2 separate regions of the Homo sapiens genome follow, and region 2 is linked to region 1. A link is a loop called in an ENCODE intact Hi-C map of the cell type or tissue named here. Cell type or tissue: heart left ventricle. All regions are shown on one strand. Each heading gives the region's core, and the rest is flanking DNA. Links, peaks and the distances in the headings are about the cores only.

The links. Hi-C counts contacts between places; a loop is a spot of excess contacts. Peaks named below come from ENCODE experiments on the same cell type or tissue, not always from the same donor. Only the 100,000 strongest peaks of a DNase experiment are listed, where the experiment ranks them.
Region 2: it touches region 1 in a loop (7-fold over the local background); 5 of 110 quality-filtered maps call a loop at or near these places.

What each region holds. Positions count from the first base shown.
Region 1 is chr3:38,127,149-38,135,584 of GRCh38, reverse strand. It overlaps ACAA1 (acetyl-CoA acyltransferase 1), which reads left to right. Exons shown (of 12, transcript NM_001607.4): 3 at 1,576-1,633; 4 at 3,580-3,659; 5 at 3,947-3,989; 6 at 6,197-6,295; 7 at 7,719-7,799. Among named protein-coding and RNA genes, the nearest start is that of ACAA1, 5.8 kb to the left of the region's middle. In heart left ventricle, for the core only: a CTCF peak has its summit at 3,774; no DNase peak of the experiment used is centred there; H3K27ac peaks cover 1,392 bases.
Region 2 is chr3:38,173,607-38,190,118 of GRCh38, reverse strand. It overlaps OXSR1 (oxidative stress responsive kinase 1), which reads right to left. Exons shown (of 18, transcript NM_005109.3): 2 at 7,004-7,116. Among named protein-coding and RNA genes, the nearest start is that of OXSR1, 16 kb to the right of the region's middle. In heart left ventricle, for the core only: no CTCF peak of the experiment used is centred there; no DNase peak of the experiment used is centred there.

The sequences.
Region 1 (8,436 bases), core at 1,405-6,404:
CATAAATCTGGCCTATGTGCACATCCAGGCACAGCACCTTTCCTTAAACTTACTTATGACACTGAGTCCTTTGCTCACATTTTTTCCTGTTGACCCCCTCCCCACCATTACCTTATAGTAATGGTATATAATGCCACATCCCTCTTGCCAAGATAGTAGAGATAGTGATCAATAAATACTGAGGGAACTCAGAGACCAGTGCTGGTGTAGGTCCTCAATTGCTGAGCACCAGTCCCCTGGGCCCACTTTTCTTCCTCTATACTTTGTCTCTGTGTCATTTCTTTTCTCAGTTTCTCGTCTCCACCTTGCGAGAAATACCCACAGGTGTGGAGGGGCAGGCCCTCTTCAGGCAAAACGGGGTGAACAGGGTGATGGTGGGGAGAAGGTCAGCAGGAAAACATGTGAGTAAAGGAATCTGCATCATAAATAAGTTCAAGGGAAGGTACTGTGCTGAGATGTGCATGTAGGCTAGATTTTTGTTTCTCTTTACCCAGACATCTCAGTGTAGCAAAGAGTAACAGAGCAGTATTGCTGCCAGCATATTTCGCTTCCAGCCACAGGGCGGTTTTCTCCTATCTCAGTAAATAGAACCAATAGTCGGCTTTACACCGAGACATTCCGTTCCCAGGGATGTGCGGGAAATAGAGGCCTTCCTCTTTTACTAATCCTCCTCAGCACAGACCCTTTACAGGTGTCGGGCTGGGGGACAGTAAGGTCTTTCCCTTCCCACGAGGCCATATCTCAGGCTGTCTCAGTGGGGGGAAACCTTGGACAAATACCCAGGCTTTCTTGGGCAGAGGTCCCTGCGGCTTTCCACAGTGCATCATGTCCCTGGTTAATAGAGAATGGAGAATGACGATGACTTTTACCAAGCATACTGTCTGCAAACATATGTTGACAAGGCACATCCTGCACAGCCCTAAATCCCTTAAACCTTGATTCAATATAGCACATGTTTTTGTGAGCACAGAGTTGGGGCTAAAGTTACAGATTAACAGCATCTCAAAGCAGAAACAATTTTTCTTTGTACAGATCAACATGGAGTTTCTTATGTCTTCCTTTTCTACATACACACGGTAACAATCTGATCTTTCTTTTCCCCACAATCTTCAGTCCAGCCCTCTATTCCACCCCTCACCTTGAAATACAGCAATATGATATGGCAAGAGTCTTATCCAGCGGATGCCACCCCTAGGTCGGCAATCACTGTTCCACCTCTCTGGGGTGACAGCAGGGCTCACAGGAGGATACCTGGGGAGATGTGCATTTTCAGAAACTCCCATTTCACTTTTAAGGGCAGACAACCTGCCCATCTGTGCTGATTTGGAAAAGCTGGGTGCATGGGCAAGTGAGCGTGGGACCCTCAGGGACAGGAGCTGGTGGATGACCAGGACAAGCTGTTGTATGGCTGGCTCTCCCTGCCCCAAACCCTGATGTTCCAGAGTTGCAAGTGAGCCTGCCAAGGGCTAGTGTCCCGAAGAAAGATCTGGAATGCCTCATCTCTGGTTTTCACAGCTATACTTTAGTGCCCAGAACACCACCGCCTGGCACTGAATGAAAGTTTGTTGTCCACAGGAAATGTGCTGCAGCCTGGGGCCGGGGCAATCATGGCCCGAATCGCCCAGTTTCTGAGGTAAACTTTTCTAGTTCTAGCCATGGGTTGGCCATTTTGACACTTTACTGGGCCCAGGCCCCAGGAAACTCAGTGTGCAGGTTGGGGAGGATAAGGTTGGACACCAGAATGAGGCAACGAGAGTCCTTGGCTCCCTGCTCTTGTGGACTCAACCTCTCCCCTACTTTGAAGTGCTGAGCCACGATACACAAAACCTTTGGGACTGGAGCAGAAGTTCTCTGTAGCTTGATTTTTAGCCAAAGCCAGGTTGTCATTTGCCTTTTGTGAGTGTGGACTCTGTCCTCATTTGTCAGGTGAGTAATCAAGTAAGAATGCTGAAAAGTGACTTTCAGCCTTTTTACTAGTTGAGCTGAGAACTCCAGTCATATCCCACTAGCAGAGACTTTGGGATAGGGCAGAACCATGGGGAAGGAGGACCCTCAGGAGGAGACCTGGTCAACTTTCCTTTAAGCGCCTGCAGGGTAAAGAGTGCTTAAATTATTTTCATGTGTAGATTTAAGAACTGCTTGGCTTTGTACTTCTAGATGCATAAATAAATAAATAGGAACATTAGCTAGTGAAGGAACAGGAAAACAACCCTCTAGGAACTGGGAGAGGTTTAGACTGCCCAGCCTGTAGTTCAAGGCCCCCTACAATCTGGCTCCAGACTTACCTTCCAGCCTCATCTCCTAGCTGCTTACTCACCTTGACTTTTCTTCGTTCAGCCGGCTGTGGGCCTACTGTCTTCCCTGATATGGTCATTCTGTCTCCTTGAAGTGCTAGCCCTACCTCCTCTTTCTGCCCTAGACAGAAAGACAAACCCTGCCTAAACACAGTCTCACCATTTTGGCATGAGTTATCCAGGCTCTCAGGCTGAAATTGAGAGCCCCTTCCTCTCCAGCAGTAGCCATATACTTCCTTGTGATGTGGTTTGCCCTCTTGCCCTATTATTTCAGTCTCTGATAGTTGATTCATTTTCTGTGTGTTGGTTGGGCATCCTCTAGGGCACAGTGTTATAAGCATCGCAGCATCCCTCAGGTGATGCCTTGTGGTAAGTAGGTATTTAGTGAACACTTGGTGGATTGAGTGAAGGAATGGTAACTACCTGCTAGGGAGTTAAGGGACCCTGGAAGGGTCAAACAGGCTGCACAGGAGGCTATCCCCCTGAGAGAGTCTCTGCAGAGCCTGGCCTGGGCACTAGTTCAGAGGTTCCCAACTCTGGCTACACACCAGAATCACCAGGATGCTTCCACTCCCTCAGATTCTGAGTCTGTGGGTCTGAGGAGGTCTGGAAATTTCCCTAGGGCTTTGTACTGTTGGCCAAGGCAGGTTACATCAGGAGGGGAAGCCCTACTAGCTTCCAGGGCTAAGACCAGTATGAGAGTCTTGGGGAACCTACCAGAGCAATGGATGTTAGAATATATGATGCCCATCAGAGTGCTTCGTCTAGGTGGGATCAGGCTTTCAAGAGTCCATGGGAACATGCAGGGTTAGCTATATGATTACTGGTAAGGCCGAGTGGTCCCTGGCCTCAGACTTTAGGCATTTCTTTTGCTCTGGTGCTCTGTCCCAGCAGCAGTTCCTTTTCTCTGTTTTTTGGGGGAAACAGAGATACACAGTTTTCATTTCTGAATCTTCAAAGGGAGAGAGAGAGAAGGATCCCTGTGGCCCAAACAGGCTTCCCTTGCCTTTGGGCTGTGCTTGGTCTTTGATTGAAGATTCTCATAGGAGTAGAAGGGAATGTGCTTGTGGGGCCCTGGGGAGCAAGTGCCTGCAGAGATGGGGTCTGCCCAGTAGCTGCTCACCCCCATTCCATGGATCTGGCCTGGCATGGGAGCAGAGCTGCTGGGTTTGTTCCCCTGCCCTTTACATCCCTTGAGGGGGGCAGTTAGAAGCATAGGACTGCTTTCCATGAGAGCCTGGCATGGAATTGGGGGCTGATTCTACTTTCTCACCTTCTGTTTCAGTGACATCCCGGAGACTGTGCCTTTGTCCACTGTCAATAGACAGTGTTCGTCGGGGCTACAGGCAGTGGCCAGCATAGCAGGTAAGTTATGACTGGGTGGGTGCCTTGGTCCTGGACCTGTGGGTTTGGGTCAGCAAAGTCGCTGTCTGCCGGGCAAGCAATAATTACCATTTCTGAGGACTCTAACCACAGAAAGAGTGCAGGAGCGCCCCCTACCACTGCCCAAAGCCTTTTCTGAACACTCCTGGGTCTTCCATTTCTGAGGCTGGGGCTGAGTCCCATCTAGAGACCAGGTGGGGAAGAGGCTCCACTGCTTCCAGAACAGGTGGACTCTGGCAAAGGATGTTTATGAAATGCTTTTGTTACAGGTGGCATCAGAAATGGGTCTTATGACATTGGCATGGCCTGTGGGTAAGAATTTTTTTCTGCCGGAGCTTATTAACCAACTTGTGACAATAAAACTAATTTTCATCTGAGTTCTCAGAGGCCATGATTTCAGGATTCCCCCCATCCCCTTTAGGCAGCTGGCCACGAGTGGGTTCTCACAAATGCAGGTTAAGAGTGGCTACCAACTCTGGCTGCTCAGGAATCACTCACACCTCTCAGCACTAGCAGGGGAGGGGAATTGGCCTCTAAAAGCTTACTTTCTTGGAAATCTTTCAGGCTGGAAAAGGTGGGAAAACATTTTGAGAAAATCCAGCATTTGGGTTTCCTTTGGGGGCCCTTGTTGATTCATGATGCTGCTGAGAGAGAAGTTGCAGTTTGGGTTCCCTAAAGCCAGGGACAGCGCCTACTGTATAACTAGTTTGTTCATTTTACTAGGCTGTCTGTCCCTTTGTCTCCCCACCTTGGAACCAGTGTGGAAACTTCCAGCTGCTTATGGGCTATGAGGGACATAATTAGATCTGTGGTGGTTTGGTCACTGTCACCTTCACCTAGACTGTGGCTCCATCATTGGCTGCAGCAAATGGAGCTGCAGAAGTTGTATTTGGCAGTGCCTCCAGGGAAGGTCAGGGCACAGGTGCCCAGGCTTGGGTGGGCATCTGGTGCTGGGAGGGCAGGGGAGTAAGGTCTTTGGCAGGCTGGGGGAGGTGAGCAGCCCCAGGGTTCTGACATGCCTCCGCTGCCTTTCACATCCTCTTTAGGGTATTTCTTGAGAGGACGCATTGCTGGCCCCTGTCCCAGGGCTGTGGCAGCTGTCACTGAGTTGTAATGACCTATGTCTACAGTTGTAAATAAAGCCAAAGACCACTCTGCAAGGACTTTGGCTGGGCAAAGGCCACTGCCGTTTGATTTCTCTCATGCTCTTCTATCTTACTGGGTGAGAGGTGGCATGGATAACTTGAGAAGGGCTGGAGCTTTTATGAGTTTCTTAGAGAGTATCTGATTCCCAAGCAGGTTAAGGATGATGGTACTAGGATATTAAGATCTGGGCCAGGCCTGACACCCACATCACAGGCTGACTGTTCTCCATAGACTTTGATCAGCAAGTATTTAACACAGGGCACTCTAGTTGGAAGTGGGCTCTGGGACCAGACTACCTAAATGTGGATCCAGGCTGGGTCACCATGGATAAGTTATACAGTCTCTCTAGACCTCAGTCTCCTGATCTATAAAATGGGGATACCTAGCTCAGCTCTGTTGAAGTTGAGAAGAATAAATGGAGTAATAGCAACAGTTTACACTGTGGAGTATTTGTCTGTCATGTGACTGACACTGAAGCACTCTAATATCTCAAAAGAATTCAGAATAGTGCTGGGCACGTGAAAAGCACTCAGTCAAGGTTATCTGTTATCATCCCTTGAGGTGTTAGGGTCCCCCATGGCCTCAAAGCCCTTTTTTGACCACACTACACTGCCGTCTCCTTCCTCTCAGCTCGTAGCACTTCCTTGTCTATGCAGGTCTGAATGCCCTTTGAGCTCAGCTTTGTGGTTACTTTTATTTTTATTTTATTTATTTATGTTTTTGAGACAGAGTCTCGCTCTGTCGCCCAGGCTGGAGTGCAGTGACACGATCTCATCTCACTGCAAGTTCCGCCTCCTGGGTTTACGCCATTCTCCTGCCTCAGCCTCCCACCCTGGCGCCTGCCACCATGCCCGGCTAATGTTTTGTATTTTTAGTAGAGGCGGGGTTTCACCATGTTAGCCTCATGATCTGCCCGCCTTGGCCTCCCAAAGTGCTGGGATTACAGGCGTGAGCCACCACAGCCGGCCTGTGGTTACTTTCAAATTGTCTCTTCTCCCTTCTGAATTTGTGGGCCCTGAGGGCAGGCCCTGGCTTGTGGATGTGTTTCCTCCTCTGTGGCTGACAGCAGAAGGCTTTTCTCTGGAATTGCCAGTTGGCTGATTTAGCAGTGTATAGGGAAGCATAGCCCTGCCCCCAGGAGTGTTTATTGTGCAGTGCTCTGTCCTGGGGTGGGGGTCGAAATAGAGACAGGGCTCAGTACTCGTGGCTGGGCCTTGCTGGCCAAGTGCCCTGCCTGTGACTCCCAGAGGCCCACTGGTCTTCCTAGGGCTCCCTGGCTATTTCCTAGCACTTGCCAAGTGTTCAGCTATCTCTGGAGGAGTCCTGCTAGGGCCCAGTTCACCTTACCTTCTCCTCCTCTTCCTCCTCCCCAGGGTGGAGTCCATGTCCCTGGCTGACAGAGGGAACCCTGGAAATATTACTTCGCGCTTGATGGAGAAGGAGAAGGCCAGAGATTGCCTGATTCCTATGGGGTGAGTGCTCCCATAGCTCTGTGTGCTTGTGCCCTCTCTGCCTGGGGCAGGGAGCCAAGGAACTTTTATCATCTCTGTGGCTGGTGGTGCCAAGCCTTGGCCTCCTTCCTTTGGGCATGGTCTGCTCCGCAGGGACTTTGGGGATGAGACTTGATGTTGCCCTTGACTTCCATTTCCTGAAGGCCCCAGGTCCTCTCTGTGCCCCCGAGTTTCCAAACATCGCCCACCTTGTCACTCCCACACTGAGGTGCTCAGTCATAGGAAGGACAATGGTAGCTCCACTCCAAAGCCTTGGGGGCCTAGAAAGTTGAGAAGGCAGTGGGAAGCTTGTGACGACAGAACATGCTGGTGAGGGGAATTGGGCCCTGTCAGGTGCAACAAGAAAAGTATGTGGCATTTGGCCGGGTGCGATGGCTCATGCCTGTAATCCCAGCACTTTGGGAGGCCGAGATGGGTGGATCACAAGGTCAGGAGATCGAGACCATCCTGGCTAACACAGTGAAACCCTGTCTCTACTGAAAATACAAAAAATTAGCCGGGCGCGGTGGTGAGCGCCTGTAGTCCCAGCTACTTGGGAGGCTGAGGCAGGAAAATGGCATGAACCCAGGAGGCAGAGGTTGCAGTGAGCTGAGATCGTGCCACTGCACTCCAGCCTGGGTGACAGAGGGAGACTCTGTCTCAAAAAAGAAAAAAAGAAAAGTATGTGGCATTTGTATGGAACACTTTAGCTTCTCTGAGCCTCTGGGCCATCCCCAGGGTCTTTGGGCCAGGAGTCCTGGATCCACTAGACATATGAGGAGACTGAGGCTTGGAGAGGGGCAGTGCCATGGCTTCTTTCACATACTGTATCTCCAAGGGAAGCCTATAAAGCCAGAAGCCCAGGCTGGAAGGCCTAGCTGTGGCTCTAGGTTCTCAGGATAAGCATAGACCCCAGCCAAGGTGACCAGGAAGCTTAGGTTTGGCCTTTCCAGAGGAGATTTGGGAGTCCTCATCTCCCTACATTGCAGCAGTCTTCCTTGAGGCATAGGAGAAGCTGGCCAGGAGTAGCCAACTAGTGCCCCCACCCAGGCCCTCCCCTGCTCCTTTTCTACCCTGCGCTGAGGCAGCTCACCCAGGGAACAAACTCCTTTCTGCAACTGCCCCCATGCAGGCTGCCCTCTCTTGAAGAAAGTCTCTTTGGTGTATGAGCTTCTCAGGATCTGGCCAGCATTGCTGACTTCCCTATCTGTGCCTTTATATCCACTTTCAGGGCAGGCTGTACCATATCCTGAGTCATCACTACTGTCTGTGGCATGGACTGGCCCTTACATCCTGTCCTGCCTACAGCCTTGGGAACCCAAAGTTCCAAGCACAGCTCTACAGCCTGGTCCCTTCCTCTAGGCTGTCAGACCAATGCCCACACTATCTGCTGTTTGTGTTCTAGGATAACCTCTGAGAATGTGGCTGAGCGGTTTGGCATTTCACGGGAGAAGCAGGATACCTTTGCCCTGGCTTCCCAGCAGAAGTGAGTGCTGATTGGGGAGGAATGTTTAAAGGGCTGGAGAGTGAGGTTTTGAGTCTATCTAAGTGGTCTGAAGTGGCACCATTTCGTGGTTACTGCTGGGCAGTGAGTGCTTTCCAGGCCTTGTGCCACCCAGGTTGGGGGTGGGAAGTAGGAAGTGTCAGGGCCACTGTGAGTTGGTAGTACTTCCAGGTTCTATTACTGTCTGTTCACCCTGACTTTGCCCTAGCTAGGCCTCAGTTTCCCCCTCTGTTATTTTCTGGCTGCGGTTTGGGGACTGGACATTGTAGCCTGGAGTGTGGGGCCAGCAATGTTAGGGACTCTGGCATCCTAGCTTCTGGACCATGCTGGGTCTGTGGCAGCATCCTGAGGCAAGAACTGAGGACGATATCAGAGAAACCCCAGGGGCTCAGGCAGGCTAAGATTGGCAAGTCCCGGCTGTCCAGAGAGGAAAGCAAAAGCAGGGAGTGGTATCTGGGCCAGGTGGGCTTCCCTGAGGCAGTGATTCTTAGCCACTTTGGGTCACATAACCATTTGAAAATGTGTTAGAAGCCTTAGATTCCTTCCACTTGAATGTCCCTGGGCACTTACATGCTGCACATATTTGCAAGGGTCACCCTTAAATACCTTGTGCTTTAAA
Region 2 (16,512 bases), core at 5,518-10,517, 50 kb before region 1:
CTTTTAACTCTGGACATTTAACCCTATTGTGCCTCAGCCTCAAATACACTTCCCCTATCATCTCTGCTTAGCTAACTCCAATTCTTCCTTCTGATCTCAGTCTAGACAAAATTTCCTCCCAGCTTCCCAGGTTTAGTTAGATGCTCCTTCTCTTAGCTTCCAAGCACCCTGTATGTCTCCTCCCATCATGGTACATAAAATACTGGATAGTACATTGTGTGCTTATCTGTCTGTCTCTCCCTTCTAGGCTGAGAGCTCCATGAAGGCAAGTACTCAAAAGTAGATTCTCAATCACTGTGGAACTTATCTGACTATACTATAATTGCCTATTTCTTTTGACATCCCCCACAAAACTGTAAGCTCAGTGAGAACTAAAACTGTTCTTAGCACATATCATTGTGCCTGGCACAGAGTACACCTTCAATAAATATTTGTTGAATGAATGAAATACTACAGCACTTTATAAGGCTTTTCACCTATTAATGTACCTGCCCTATGCCCTTGGGATTTGTTCAATAAGATCAACTGTGTGAAAGTCGTCCATAATCCCTGACTGATAAGGAGTACTCAATAAATGCTAACTTTCAATTTCTCATCATCTTTACTTGAATGCAACTTCCTTTATGGCAAGGATCTTGCCATACATATCTTGCAACCCCAAAGTCACCAGCACGGTCTTCTGTACTAAAAGCTAAGTAAATATGAAAGAAAAGGAAGAAAGAACTAAAGTAAGCACCTTGCTACTAACATAGTTATACAGAATTTCAAGGAAAGGTAAGTACACATAAGAGGAAACAGATAAGAGAGCATATAGGTACCAAATGAGTAGTAAAGATGTTAATGTTGCAAGATGATTCTGCTGAGAAACAGCATGAAGGAAAAAAAGATAAATGTTATAAGAATCTATAGGAAAGAACAATTAAGGTAGGCAAGTGTGATCAAAAAAAGCCTTTACAGAATAGGTGGGAACCATGTTTAATTCTATAGGATAGGGAGAAATAACAGTACAAGATGATAGGTACATATGATTTTCATAAATGATGACATACCTAAGACATCCAATGAGTAAATCTGTCTAGGATAAGAAGTTCATGTTTTCAACACATATTAACAATACTAAGCACCTACTATAATCCCTACTACGTGCCAGGTATAGTGCTAGGTACTCGATCAACATGGGGAGTCCTCATGAAACTTACAGTTTGGTAAAGAAGTTAGACAAATACTACTTTACAATACAGAATAATAAACAGCTTGACAGGGGAAGTACTAGACACTACATGATTTCATTGGAGAGGCACATTAAAAAATAGGAGTCATAACATGGAAGGCTTGGAAGTTTCCTGCATTAACACTGCAACAGGAAAGGTAAGTAGGTTTTTAAGATTGTTGATTGTTTAATTACCTGGGACTAGATCATAAAGGACTTTGAAAGTATATTTAAAAATCAGGCTTCATCCTAACAGCAACGGAAAGATATCAAAGGTTTAACTATATTATACATTTTCATAAATTACCCTTGGATACCACATAGAAAATCAATGAAGAAGACAAGACTGGAGACAAAGCTTCTGTTTAAGCTGTTGCCACCATGTGAGTGAGAGATGATGGAGAAATGATAAACAGCTAATTTATCAGTTCTGATTACTGTACTACAGTTATATTAATATTAGCGCAAGTTGGGTGGATAGCATAAGGAAACTCTGTACTACTTTTGCAATTCTTCTGTAAGTTTTAAGCTATTTCAAAAGAAAAGGTTAAAAAAGTTAGTGACAGTATGAATGAAAAGGGAAGAGTCGAGATAATAATAGAGAGGTACAAACAATAGGATTTGGTGACTAACTGATAGGGAAGGTGAAGGAAAGAAAAATCACATGAGAGAGTGACAATGTAAAGAGTTAGGGTCAAATTGTGGAAGGTCTTAAATGTTAAGCTAAGGGTTTTGAGCTTTAATCTGAAAAGGGGAGTACTACAAAGGGTTTTCTAGCAAAAGACTATCAAAAAAACACAAAATCCAAAGATGAAAAGGGGCTTAAATATTCTTTTTCTTGCCTTCTATTCCTTTAAAGGGGGAAGGGGGAATCTTCTTGTACCTTAACTACCAGTAGAGTTATCCTTTCCTCCTTTCAAAAAGAAAAATAAATATATAAATGATTCACAAGAGTGGTATATGAATACTGACTTAAATTACCCAGCAGCTTCCTCAACCACCTATAAAGTGAATTCCTTTATAGGCCAGGTACAGTGGCTCACACCTATAATCCCAGCACTTTGGGAGGCCGAGGTAGGAGGATCCCTTAAGCCCAGGAGTTTGAGACCAGCCTGGGCAACAGAGTGAGACTCCGCCTCTATTTAAAAAATAAATTAATAAAATAAATAAATAAAGTGAATTCCACCCCTTCTAATGAAACTGCTTTCTTGAAAATCTTTTATTGTCTGCTAGAGCCAGATTTTTTGTTTGAACTATTTAGTTCTCCACCTCAAGCTTTCTGAAGCCTTTTTTTTCTAATGGTAACTTTTTATTCCTTCGTGAAACTCACTCACCATCATTTCTACCATTACTTTCTGGTTTTCTAATTCCCTAAATGTAGTCAGTTTTCCTCCATTTCACACACCCAAATAATGTTAATTTATTCATTCATTCATATAGGATAAACAAAATAAAGTCTCTGCCTTAACTGAGTGCTCATTCTACTACTAATGTATTTTCCATCCAGGAAATCTGTGTTTTCCTTTCCATTACCACCATCACTGCCTGAATTTAGAGTCTCGATATCTCTGTATAGCACAGTGTACCTCAAACTATGTGTTGTAATCTATGTGGGTCATGAAATAAATTTAGTGGATTGTATTTTAAAAAGATGAATAAATAGGATAGAAAATGAGAGTATATTCTATATAATATGAAAATGTTTCAGTTATAATATTTATGAATATATATCTTTAAATACCAGGTAATGATAGAATGTATCTCTCTTAGTGAGGGTCTTATTTTCAAAGTTTTATAAAGTTGTTGGTCTAGACCACAGCAAAGCCTACCAACTAGTCTCTTTGCCACTGATGTCTTACTCCTTTGCAATTCACTTTGCCAAATATTACAGAACTAATCTACTAGGATGGCTATGACAAAAAAAGATGAACAATAACAAGTATTGGTGAGGATATAGAGAAACTGAAAAGCTCATATATTGCTGGTGGGAATGTAAAATGGTACGGCTACTTTGGAAAATAGCTTGGCAGTTTTTCAAAAAGTTAAACACAGAGTTACCATATTACCCAGCAATTCCACTCTTAGGTATATACTCAAGATAATAAAACACAAATGTACATATGAAGACTTGCACACAGATGTTCATCACAATATTACTGATAAAAGCCAAGAAGTAGAAACAGCCCAAATGCCCAACAACTGATGAAAGGACAAACAATATGTGGTATATCTATATAATGGACTGTTATTCACCAATAAAAAAGGAAAAAAGAACTGATACATGCTACAATATGGATGAACTTTGGAAACATGCTAAATGAAAGCCAGACACAAAAGGCCACATATTGTATGAACCTATTTATATGAAATGTCCAGAATAGGCAAATCTATGCAGACAGACAGTAGATTAGTGATTGCCTAGGGCTGAGGGGAGGAAAGAATAAAGAATGAGTGGTCATGGGTATGGAGTTTCTTTTTGGGGTGATAGTGGTGATGGTTGCACAACTTTGCGAATAAACTAAAAACCATAGCATTATATATTTTTAAAGGGTAGATTTATGATACATGAATTTTATATCAATAAAGCTGTTATGTTTTAAAAAGTATTATAAAACTAAACTTCCTAAAACTCAGTTCTAATGAAGTCATTTCCCTTTAAAAAAAAAATCTTCAAAGACACTTGCCTCTATTTCTGTAGCTAATCAATATTTCCTATCAAATAAAATCCTAATTTTTTCACTTATTATTTCTTCTTTATGGTTTCTAGGCTGTCTACTATTCTTTCCTGATTTTAAACCCCTGCCAAGCAGACTTGCTATCTATGCCTGTTTAAAGTCTACACAGCCCTGGTGGCCCAGGCCACAAACATTTCCACAAAGTCCTCCATTTTCACAATTAGAAGCTCTCTTCCTCCCCTTTCTTTCACATGACTTTTTTTTTTTTTTTTTTTTTTTTTTTTTTTGAGACAGGGCCTCACTCTGTGTCACCCAGGCTGGCATGCAGTGGCATGAACGTGACTCACTGCAGCATCAACATCCTGGGCTCAAGCAATCTTGCCACCTCAGCCTCCCAAGTAGCTGCAATAACAGGTGCATACCACCATGCCAAGCTAATTTTTTATTTTTCATTTTAGAGATGGGGTCTCACCACGTTGCCCCGGCTAACCTCGAACTCCTAGCCTCAAGTGATCCTCCTGCCTCAGCCTCCCAAAGTGGTGGGATTACAGGCGTGAGCAACCACCCCTAGCAGCAGGTTCTTAAATATTGGATTTTATTTTAAATCTTGCATTATATAAGTTTTGTGCCGTTTCTTGTTTGTTTTTTGAGACAGAGTCTTGCTCTGTCACCCAAGCTGGAGTGCAGTGGCACAATCTTGGCCCACTGCAACCTCTGCCTCCCAGGTTCAAGTGATTCTTGTGCCTTGGCCTCCTGAGTAACTGGAATTACAGGCGTGCACCACCACATTCAACTAATTTTTGATTGTTTTAATAGAGACAGGGTTTTGCCATGTTGGCCAAGCTGGTCTCAAACTCCTTGGCTCAAGTGATCCACCCGCCTTGGCCTCCCAAAGTGGTGGGATTACAGGCGTAAGCCACTGTGCCTGGCCCTGTGCAGAGTTTTTACTTAGTTTGTTATAACTGTGATTTGGATTTATCCATGTTGGTGTTGCCTATGGTTGTCTTTGTGTCGCTTTAGTGAGAGATTTCCAAATGGATTTAAATGTAATGAAGACAAATTCTGTCGAATTATATAGTTATATGTGTAAGTCGTATTCAATTTTTTTTTCAGAGATGGAGTCTTACTCTGTTGCCCAGGCTGGAATGCAATGGTGCGATCAATGTTCAAGCAATGGTAGGAGAATTGCTTGAACCTGGGAGGCGGAGGTCAGAGTGAGCCGAGATCGCGCCACTGCATTCCAGCCTGGGAGACAGAGCGAGACTCCATCTCAAAGAAACCCAAAAAAAAAAAAAAAAAAAAAAAAAAAAAAAAAAAAAAAAAAAAAAAAGAAATGTTCTTTCTACTTTTGAACTAAGATTATAATCATTTTGTTAGTACTATACTAAGCAGACAATAATAGACTTAAGTCAGAAAGACCTGATTTTTAATCCAGACTCTATCACTTATTATATGATTTACTTCCTTCATCTAGAAAACAGCTACTACTTAGCTCATGGAGATGTGTGTGAGGTTAAAGTACACTGAAGTACCTAGCACTGAAAGATGTTTGCTATTATCATCAAGTGAACTTAAGTTATTTAAACTTTGAGCCTCAGCTTAATCATGAAGCAGTAAATAATAAGACTTTCATTCATTTTACTCTATCCTTATGGATTAACTAACTGGCAAATTATAGGTCTTCATATTGGACTTCCCAAATTCTAGTCTTAATATGTAGGTTAACATTTTTGTTTTTCTTTAACAGAATTAGTTCGCAGTTTATCGACTTCTTTTATCATCACTGCAGTTCAAGTGTCCAAATGGTGCTCTAAAGTATTATTGTATGTATCAATCCAAGATCTTAAAATAAGATTTCGATCAGCATTTCCTTCGAAGTATGCATTCTCTCACCAAAGATGGCTCAAGATCATTCCAGCAGCCCACTCCTTCAGCTCCTGCTCGTACATTACCAATTCCTAAAGAAATACATTTGTCTCGTCCATCTCATATATAATTATATATTATGCAATATATAATTCCATTACCTCTTTTTCTTTAATTCCAATTATTCCCTAATACTCAGTACAGACACCACCAGAAATAAAATACAATTTGGGACAGTGAAAAAAACTTCTGGATGGGCAGGTCATTCCAGTTCTAATACCCGACCTTTCTAGCACTAGCTGTATATGCTCTTAAAGAAATTACTTAATAAAGTAACAATATTAGTTCACATTTGTATGGCAGTTTAGAGTCTTCAAATACTGTATCATTTGAGCCTCAAGAAAAACCTCAAAAGGTATCCAAAGCAAGTATTATTATTTTCATTAAGCCAAAGAAACTGAAAATTTTGAAACAATAATAAGTAATTTTAAAAACTAATTTCCCTTGCTGAGCACTTACTATATACTTAAAACTATTCTGGGTAGCACAATGCCTAAAAAAAATACAATACAATCCCTGTATGGTTACATTTTAATGTCACAGAACATTCTTACAGCTATTGCTTGGGACTTCCCTTTCTTCTTCCTTTCCCTAGCCTTTGAAGAAGCTAATGCTGCCTGGGGGTCATTCTATCTCTTGTCTTATATCCAGCATTAGAATGAAAGTTTAAAAGGCCAGAGCCTTTCAAAGGATATTCCACTTGACCCAGGAATCACAATTCCATGGTATTATTTTAAGGGAATAGAAAAGCAAGCATTGTTTATAACAATAAAAAAGAGGAAACAAAGTAATTAGCAAATATCATAGTTAATAAAGTGTGGTCTATTCAACAGAATACTATAAACACACTGTAAATGATACTGATCCATATTTACAGACACAGAAAAAGTTCTATGATAAATTATTAAATGAAAAGAGCAAGAATCTGACTACATTATCATAAAAATACAAATATATTCAAATGTTCACTCTGAAAGGTTACATATTAAATGTTAGTCTCAGAGTAAGAATATTATAACTAATTTTTTTCTACTTATCCAGACTTTATAAATTTTACAATGAATATTATTTATTAATGAAGAAATCATAAACTTTTTTAAAAAGAAACAAATCAAAAACTTCAAGTTATTTCCCATTGTAATGTGAATATATGAGTATATCTCTCCATTTCAGAAGTATAAGATGTGCATACCAGGAGTTCATCCATGCTAGTTTGACATTTCTCAAGGTTTATCCGTTTGATTGCCACTTTCTCCTTTTTAGGGGCACAATAAGCTGCTTGGACTACAGCAGTTGCTCCACTCCCTAAAAACAAATACATAAAAGAGTAAATAAGTAGATGGATATATAAAAACATGACATTTCTAATTCCCATACAATTTAAACAAGAGTAATCCTTATCTTGTTCCTACAGCGCATAACAGATAGAGAAAAATGCTCTAAAGAGTGTCAGTTAAAACAAAAGCCTCAACCATTTCATATGTACTGCCAATAAATACCAGTGCAAAAAAAATATCTAAACTGCTAGTATTCCAGTTCCAGGATACAATGGCATAGGCTCACATTTCCTCACTCCTCTCCTCCAAATACAACTAAATAGCCTAAAAATAATTCAACAAACAATCATAAGAGGGCTCTGAAAGGTAGAAAAGAGAGAGGTAGACTAGTTAGGGATCTCAAGACTTCAAGAAAACACCACAGTAAGTTCACTGGGTTTTCCCTTTATCTCCCAAATATCCCAGACTGGACACCAGAGAGGCTTGTAAACTGGAATGAACACCAAAAATGGATGGATAAGGCAGATAAAGACAAATAAATAAATGAGAAAACTCTGCTCTCTCTGGCCAACAGTCTATGAAAGGGGCAGCTCAGCAGAGACCTAGCAGAGAGATACATTTTCCAGTCCCCATCCAGGACAGTGGTGAACCCAGTCCTCCCCAGCATCAGCAGGGTCTCCACACTATGCCTGAAACAGTAGCAGGCCAGATTCTCCACAGCGCCAGCCAGGTGTCTACCCCACACGTGCGGCAATGTCAAGCCAATCTGCCCTTAGCAGCAGCAAAGCCAGGGCCCCACATCCACAGGTCAGCCCAGGCAGCTGCAGAGATAGAACGGGAGTTCTAGAGGTGCCAGAAGAATAAAACAGAAAAAAATAGCATTCCAAGAGATCTGAAAACTGAATTACCATAGGATTACAGCTCACAAAAGTAGGACAAGAGCTATACACTAAACTTAAATAGGGTAACTACCTATTAAAAGAGAAGAATTAAATAGGATCAAGAGTCTCAGCCAGGTGCAGTGGCATGCACCTGTAATCCTAGCTAATCAGGAGGCTGAGGCAAGAGGATCATCTAAGGCCAGGAGTTAGAGACCAGCCTGGGAAACATAGCAAGAACCTGTCTCATTAAAGAAAAATAAAACAAAAAAAGTCTCCTAACATAATAACCTAAATGTCCAAGGTACAATAAAAAAAAAAAAATGACATGTCATACCAAGAACCAGGAAAAGCACACGTGAATGAGAAAAGAAAAAAGATGACCACACGATCGTACTGATGCCAACACCAAGATAAATCAGATGTTGGAATTACCTGACAAGAATTTTAAAGCAGCCGTCATAAAAGTGCTTCTACAAACGACTACAAAATCTTTTGAAACAGGCCGGGCATGGTGGCTCACGCCTGTAATCCCAGCACTTTGGGAGGCAGGCGGATCACGAGGTCAGGAGATCGCGACCATCTTGGCCAACATGGTTTAAAACCCCATCTCTACTAAAAATACAAAAATTAGCTGGGTGTGGTGGTGGGTGCCTGTAATCCCAGCTACTCGGGAGGCTGAGGCACGAGAATGACTTGAACCTGGGAGGCGGAGGTTGCAGTGAGCTGAGATTGCACCCTTGCACTCCAGCCTGGGTGACAGAGTGAGACTCTGTCTCAAAAAAAAAAAAAAAAAAACTTTTGAAACAAATAAAAAACAGAAAATCTCAGCAAAGAAGTAGAACTTACTTTTTAAAGTACCACATGGAAATTATACAACTGAAACATACAATTATCAAAATAAAACATTTGCTGGACAGACTCAATAGCAGAGTGGAAATGACAGAAGATAAATTTGGTGAACTTGAAGACAAGATTAACAGTTTGCTCTATCTAAACAACAGAGAGAAAACAGACTAGGGAAAAAAAAAAAAAGAACAAAGCCTTAGGGAATGGTGGGATAATGATAAAAGATCTAAAATCCATGCGTTAGGTAGAATAACGGGCCTCCCAAAAATGTACATCTTAATCCCCAAAGCCTGTGAATGTTACCATATGTGGCAAAAAAGGACTTTGCAGATGTTAAGGATCTTGAGATGGGAAGATTATCCTAAATTGTCTGGGTGGGCCCAATGTAATCATAAGGGACCTCGTAAGTGAAAGAGGGAAGCAGGAGGGTCAGTCAGAGGAGATGAGACAATGGAAGTAGTCAGAGTTATAGCCAGGCACAGTGGCTCATGCCTATAATCCCAGCACTTTGGGAGGCCAAGGTGAGCAGATCGCCTGAGTCCAGAAGTTCAAGACCAGCCTGGGCGACATGGCAAAACCCTGTCTCTACAAAAAATACAAAAATAATTAGCTGGGCGTGGTGGTGTGCACTTATAGTCCTAGCTACTTGGGAGGCTGAGGTGGGAGATCATTTGAGCCTGGGAGGCAGAGGTTGCAGTGAGCCAAGAACACGCCACTGCACTCCAGCCTGGGAGACACAGTGATACTCTGTCTCAAAAAAAAAAAAAAAAAAAAAAAAGTTGGAGCTATACAGACATGAGCCAGGGAGCAAATACGGACACATGCCTAAAAACACTGTTTGCATTATGAAAACATACTAAGGGATGCCAGGCACAAAAGTCTGTATATAGTATGATTCCAGTTATATGAAATACCAAGATTATAAAAATCCATTGAAGCAGAAAGTAGATTAGTGGTTACCAGGGTCTGAAGAGGGAGAAATGGGGAGTACAGCTAATGAGTACAGTTGACCCATGAACAATGTGAACTTGAACTGCACGAGTCCACTTAAAGATTTTTTCCGCCAGGAACAGTGTTTCACGCCTGTAATCCCAGCACTTTAGGCGGCTGAGGCTGGTGGATCACTTGAAACCAGAGTTCGAGACCAGGCTGGCCAACATGGAGAAACCCTGCCTCTACTAAAAATACAAAAATCAGGCTGGGCACAGTGGCTCACGCCTGTAATCCCAACACTTTGGGAAGCCAAGGTGGGCAGATCACAGGGGGTCAGGAGATCAACACCATCTGGCCAACATAGTGAAACCCTGTCTCTACTAAAAATACAAAAATTAGCCGGGCATGGGGGCACACGCCTGTAGTCCCTGCTACTTGGGAGGGTGAAGCAGGAGAATCACTTGAACCCGGAAGGTGGAGGTTACAGTGAGCTGAGATTGCGCCACTTTCCTCCAGCCTGGGCAACAGAGCAAGATTCTATTTTGGGGAAAAAAAAAAAAAAGATTATTTCCAATCAAATGCAGATGGAAAATACAGTATTCACAGGATGAGAAACTCACATATATGGAGGGCTGACTTTTCACACAATGAGGGTCCTGCAGGACTAACTGCAGGACTTGAGTATGCATGAATTTGGGTATACTTGAGTATGCATGAATTTGGGAGTCCTGGAACCAGTCCCCCACATATACTGAGGGACAATTGTACATTGTTTCTTTTGGAGTTATGAAAACATTCTGGAATTAATGGTGATGGTTGTACAACTCTGTAAGTATGCTGAATTGTACACTTTAAAAGGATAAATTTTATGGTGTGTGAATTATATCTCAATAAAGCTGTTATAGGCCAGAAATAATGACTCACGCCTGTAGTCCTAACACTTTGGGAGGCCAAGGCGGGAGGACTGCTTGAGTCCAGGAATTCGAGACCCGCATGGGCAACATGGCAAGACCCTGTCTATGAAAAATAAAAAAATTAGCCAGGCCAGGGCGGGAGCTCATGTCTGTAATCCCAGCACTTCGGGAGGCCAAGGTGGATGGATCGCTTGAGCCCAAGAGTTCAAGATCAGCCTGGGCAATATAGTGGGACTCCGTCCCTACAAAAATACAAAATTTACCCAGGCGTTATGGCACACATGTGTAGTCCCAGCTACTAGGGAGCGTGAGGTAGGAGGATCGCTTGAGCCTGGGAGGTTGAGGCTGCAGTGAGCTGTGGTCATGCCACTGCACTCCATCCTGGATGACAAAGCAGGACCCTGTCTCAAAAAAAAAAAAAAAAAAAAGCCAGGTGTGGTGGTGCACGTCTGTAGTCCCACCTAGTATAGAGCCTGAGGTGGGGAGGATCACTTGAGCCTGGGAGTCTGAGGCTGCAGTGGGCCATGATCACACCACTGCACTCCAGCCTGAATGACAGAGAGAGACTCCATCTCAAAAGTAAAAGAAAATAAAATAAAGCTGTTATTTAAAAATCCTTTCAAGTGTGCCAACACATTTCTAATACTAATGTGCTACAAACATTAAAAATTTAACATGAGGCCGGGTATGGTGGCTCATGCCTATAGACCTAGCACTTCAGGAGGTCATGGCAGGCAGATCACTTGAGCTCAGGAGTTTGAGACCAGCCAGGGCCACATGGTGAAACCTCATCTCTACAAAAAATACAAAAAAAGAAAAAAAAAAAAAAAAAAAAATATATATATATATATATAGCTGGATATGGTGATGCAGGCCTGCAGTCCCAGCTACTTGGGAGGCTGAGGCAGGAGAATCGCTTGAACCCAGGAGGCAGAGGTTGTAGTGAGCCGAGACCACCCCACCACACTCCGCCTGGGTGACAGAGCAAGACTCTTGTCTCCAAAATAAAAAATATACATATATGATTTACACATATAACTATATAATTCGACAGAATTTGTTTGTTACATTTAAATCCATTTGAAAATCTCTCAATAAACACAACCATAGGCAACACCAACATGGATAAATACAACCATACATACAACACCAACATGAATAAATCCAAATCACAGTTCTGACAAACTAAGTAAAAACTCTGCACGGGGCTGGGCACAGTGGCTCACACCTGTAATCCCAGCACTTTGGGAGGCCGAGGTGGGCAGGTCACTTGAGCCAAGGAGTTCGAGACCAGCCTGGCCAACATGGCGAATCCCTGTCTCTATTAAAACAATACAAAAATTAGCTGGGTGTCGTCGCACACATCTGTAATCCCCGTTACTCAGGAGGCCGAGACACAAGAATTGCTTGAAGCTGGGAGGCAGAGGTTGCAGTGAGCTGAGATTGCACCACTGCCCTCCAGCCTGGGCAACAGAACAAGGCTCTGTCTCAAAAACCAAACAAACAAGTAATGGCACAAAACTCACATAATGCAAAATTTAAAATAAAATCCAATATTTAAGAACACACTTCTGGGGGTTGTGGCTCACATGTGTAATCTCAGCACTTTGGGAAGCTGAGGCAGGAGGATCATTTGGGGCCAGGAGTTCAAGACCAGCCTGGGCAACATGGCAAGACCCCGTCTCTAAAATGAAAAATAAAAAAATTAGCCAGGCATGGTGGTGCACACCTGTAGTCCCAGCTACTGGGGAGGCTGAGATGGGAAGATTGCTTGGGCCCAGGAGGTCAATGCTGCAGTGAGCCATGTTCACACCACTGCACTCCAGCCTGGGTGAAAGAGTGAGACCTTGCCTAAAAAAACAAAAAAGAAAGAAAGAGAACGAAAGGAAGGAAATCAAAAAGAAAAGAAAAGAACATATTTAGCATTCAATAACATCATCCCCTAGTGTACATAAACAATTTTGACAACAGTTTAGGAACATTAACTTATTACTTGATAAAAATCATTCAACAGGCTACTATTGAAATAGTTTGCAGTTGATCTGCTTCTTGGCTGAGCTCCCTTTGTTATGTGTGTAAGACAGAGAGGCAGAATGGTAGTGTTTGCCATTAAGTTCCCTCCCTCTCAGATCCCATCCTCTCTTAATTATTTCTGCATAGAAGCCCTGAAGAAAGTTTAACTGCTTTCTCTTGCCTTCAGTGAGAGGCCACTGGCTGACTCTTGGAAACACCACGGAATAGGAGAAGGAAGCTAATCATGCTGGTCACAAATCTACAAGAAAGGCATTTCTCAAGTCACAGGAGACATAACATGGCCTCTGCAAGGTACCTTTGGTCCCAGATAACAGACATCTTCTAATATGCAGATGTGTTCACTGATTCTTTGCAATATTTTTACAAATGTACTATCCAGTGGTGTTCTTTTTAACCAGTATTAGTTCTCAAAGCAGCTATTCTACCCCTGGATAATCTAACACTGATTGATTTATCTTATATACATAAAACCTGAAATATATTAATAGCATGTCCTATGTAAACCAAAACCATGCTGGGGTTAAAAATGTAGATAAAGAAATGTTTGATTTTAACTTTAGTTATTATTTTCTAGTCATCAGTAAACACAGAATCAATTTCACTAATAACAATACACCAAACATATGTATTATCAATCATAATTGTTTAGATACTAAAGTATCTTTCTTTCACTCAAAGATTCATTCACTTAATGAACAAATCTTCTCATGAGCAAGATATTATGCTCTGGTGTGATTTAACAAATGGTCAAATGACAAGATGCTAATGTTTCCCACACCCATTGATAAAAAGGGATTTGCAGGCTCCAGTTCTTCTATGCTAACAGTCACTTTCATCCATCTTCATATTATCTTCCCAAAACAAATGTCAAAATAATCTTCAGCAATTGAAAAGTATTTTAAGGTTCTAACATAGAAGATTATGGTAATGCGGTAAAAACTCACTACTTTTAACAGTAATTCAGAATAATCAATGACGTTCTCTCATTAGAAAAAAATTTACTTCACAGAAAATAGCAATTAATAATGTAAATACGATATGGAAGAATATCTAAAAGTTTTATCATAATTATTTTAACTATTCACCAATATTTTGCAATAATCTAATAATACAGAAGGATTAGAGATACAAATAAAAAATATTTCATCTCTTCTTCAAAGCAGGGTTCCTTAATACAGTTGTTTAACCATTTACTGGGTTTACCATCATTCTTCTTGATGTAAATAGGATCAAATAGAAAATATCAGTATACACTGCACATAACAAAAACAAAAGTTATTTGTAAAACTGTTACTTCAGTATAAATATTCATACATACGGGTAAAAGGTATCTGTTAGGAATGGTTTAGTCTGCTATAATAGGATGTTTTAGAAAAAAAAAATTTTTTAAAGAACAAAAGGAATGGTTTAGTCAAAGTGTGATAGCTACTTCCCTAATGCCCTCGACTAAGCATTGGCCTAATCTGAATACCAACACCATGGAAAATTTAAAACAATTTGCAATAAAACATCCTAATTCAGCCTTTCACTACTTCACATTGGCACGCCTCCTCAATGCCCCATCCTACATCCTCACTTCTTCCACTCTTCTTCTGTCCTCTCCTAGTTAGTTCTTTAACTGCAACCAACGTTAGCCTACGTCACACAGCAGAATAAATTAATGTGCAGAAAATATGGATGAAACTTCTCCTTAAATCTTTCAAACTGGGTAACTCTACTTCTTGAGACAGAGAAGGATCTGCCCAAGCATGAGCAGGACTAAGAAAAAATTTCAGTTTCTCTCCGCTTTACTAAACTTAGAAATTTAAGAGAGAGAACGTAGGGCCGGGCATTGTGGCTCCCACCTGTAGTCTCAGCACTTTGGGAGGCCAAGGCAGGCAGATCACTTGAGCTGACAAGTTTGAGACCAGCCTGGCCAACACAGTAAAACCCCGTCTCTACAAAAAAATACAAAAATTAGCCGGGTGTGGTGGCACACGCCTGTAGTCCCAGCTACTTGGGAGGCTAAGGTGGGAGGATGGCTTGAACCTGGGAGGCAGAGGTGAGCCATGATCATACTGCTGCACTCCAGCCTGGGCAACAGAGCGAGACCCCACCTCAAAAATAAATTTTTTAAAAAAGAGAGAGATAATGTAAAAGTAGATATTCCTGTCAGGAAAAAATGAATTAAATGAATCAAATCAAATGAACACATTTTCTCCTAAATTGTGCCCAGCCATCACTATAATAGGCTTATAGTCTAAAGATTTTAAAGTATATTTTAGTAAGGTTTTGCATTCACTGAAGAAAAGCACTAGCCCAGGCTGTTTTGAAAGATGACTAAAGTATTGTCACCTGAACCACACAAAACATAAGAATTTACAATTTTGTTAACCCCTTTTCTAAATAAGGTCTCTTGTCAGAGTCATGTTGAAAATTAACTGGCAAAACATCTGTAAGAATAGTCATCATCATAAAAATCATGCTATTCTCTCCATACAAAGATGAAAATAAAGACACTGCCATATGCTTCAAGTAAGTATTCAAGCAGCCTGATGGTTTTGCAATGAATCATCACTCGCTCTCCTGTTCACTCTGGTGATCTCCCATCTGAGCGGATGGCAACTCCATTCTTCCAGATGCTCTAGCCAAAAATCTTGGAATCATCTTATCTTCCCTTTCTCTCACATCTAATCCAACAGCAAATCCTCCTAACTTCAAAAAATATGCTATATCCAGAATCTGACCACTTCTCACCATCTCCACTACTACTTCTCTCCCCTGGATAACCTCCTTCCACCCTTGTGCCCTTATAAAACTATTCTTCATATTGCAGCCTGAGGTGTTTGTTTGTTTGTTTTTGAGACAGTGTCTCATTCTGTCACCCAGGCTGGAGTGCAGTGGCGCCATCTCGGCTCACTGCAACCTCTGTCACTCGGGTTCAAGCGATTCTCATGCCTCAACCTCCCGAGTAGCTGGGATTACAGACATGCACCACCAAACCCAGCTAATTTTTGTATTTTTAGTAGAGATGGGGTTTCACCGTGTTGGCCAGGCTGGTCTCAAACTCCTGGCCTCATGTGATCCACCTGCCTCCGCCTCCCAAAGTGCTGGGATTACAGGTGAGGCACCTCGCCCAGCCTGCAGCCTGAGTTTTAAAACGAAAGTCAGGTCACGTTAAATCTCTGTTCAAAACCCTGCAATGATTTTCAGTCTTACTCAAAGCAAAAGCCAAGTTCCTACAACAACTTACAACCTGACAATCAGGACCAAGCATCCATACCACCTTACCTTTCTAACCTCTTCACCTATCTGTCTCTTCACCTTCTGATTTACTCTGCTCTAGCTGCCCTCAAACCTCCTTAGCATTCCTTAATCACATTAGCATGCTTCTGCTTCAGAACCTTTGTTCTTGTTGTCCTCTGCTTGGAACAAACTTCCTGCAGATAACCACATCATTCACTTCTTCACCTTCTTCAGGTCTTTCCTCAACTGTCATCTTCTCAGTGAGGTTTTCCCTGACCTAAAACTGAAACCCCACCTCCACCCCTAGCAGTCCCTAACCCCTTTCCCTGCTTTTTCTTCTTTAGAGTTTCTAGATTATAAACTCTGTGAAAGCAGGCATTTTTTGTGTTTGCTTCATTGTTTTATCTCCAGCATCCAGAACAGTGCCTGGCACATAACAGGAGTTCAAGAAATATTTGCTGAATGAATTAATCACATAGTGGGGTATATTTTCAAGGAAAAAAAATCTTGTTTGGGGCAGAACACACACAGAAATAGCCCAGTCTTCATGGGTGTTATTTCATCGTTACCATCATGTACATTAACATTCAC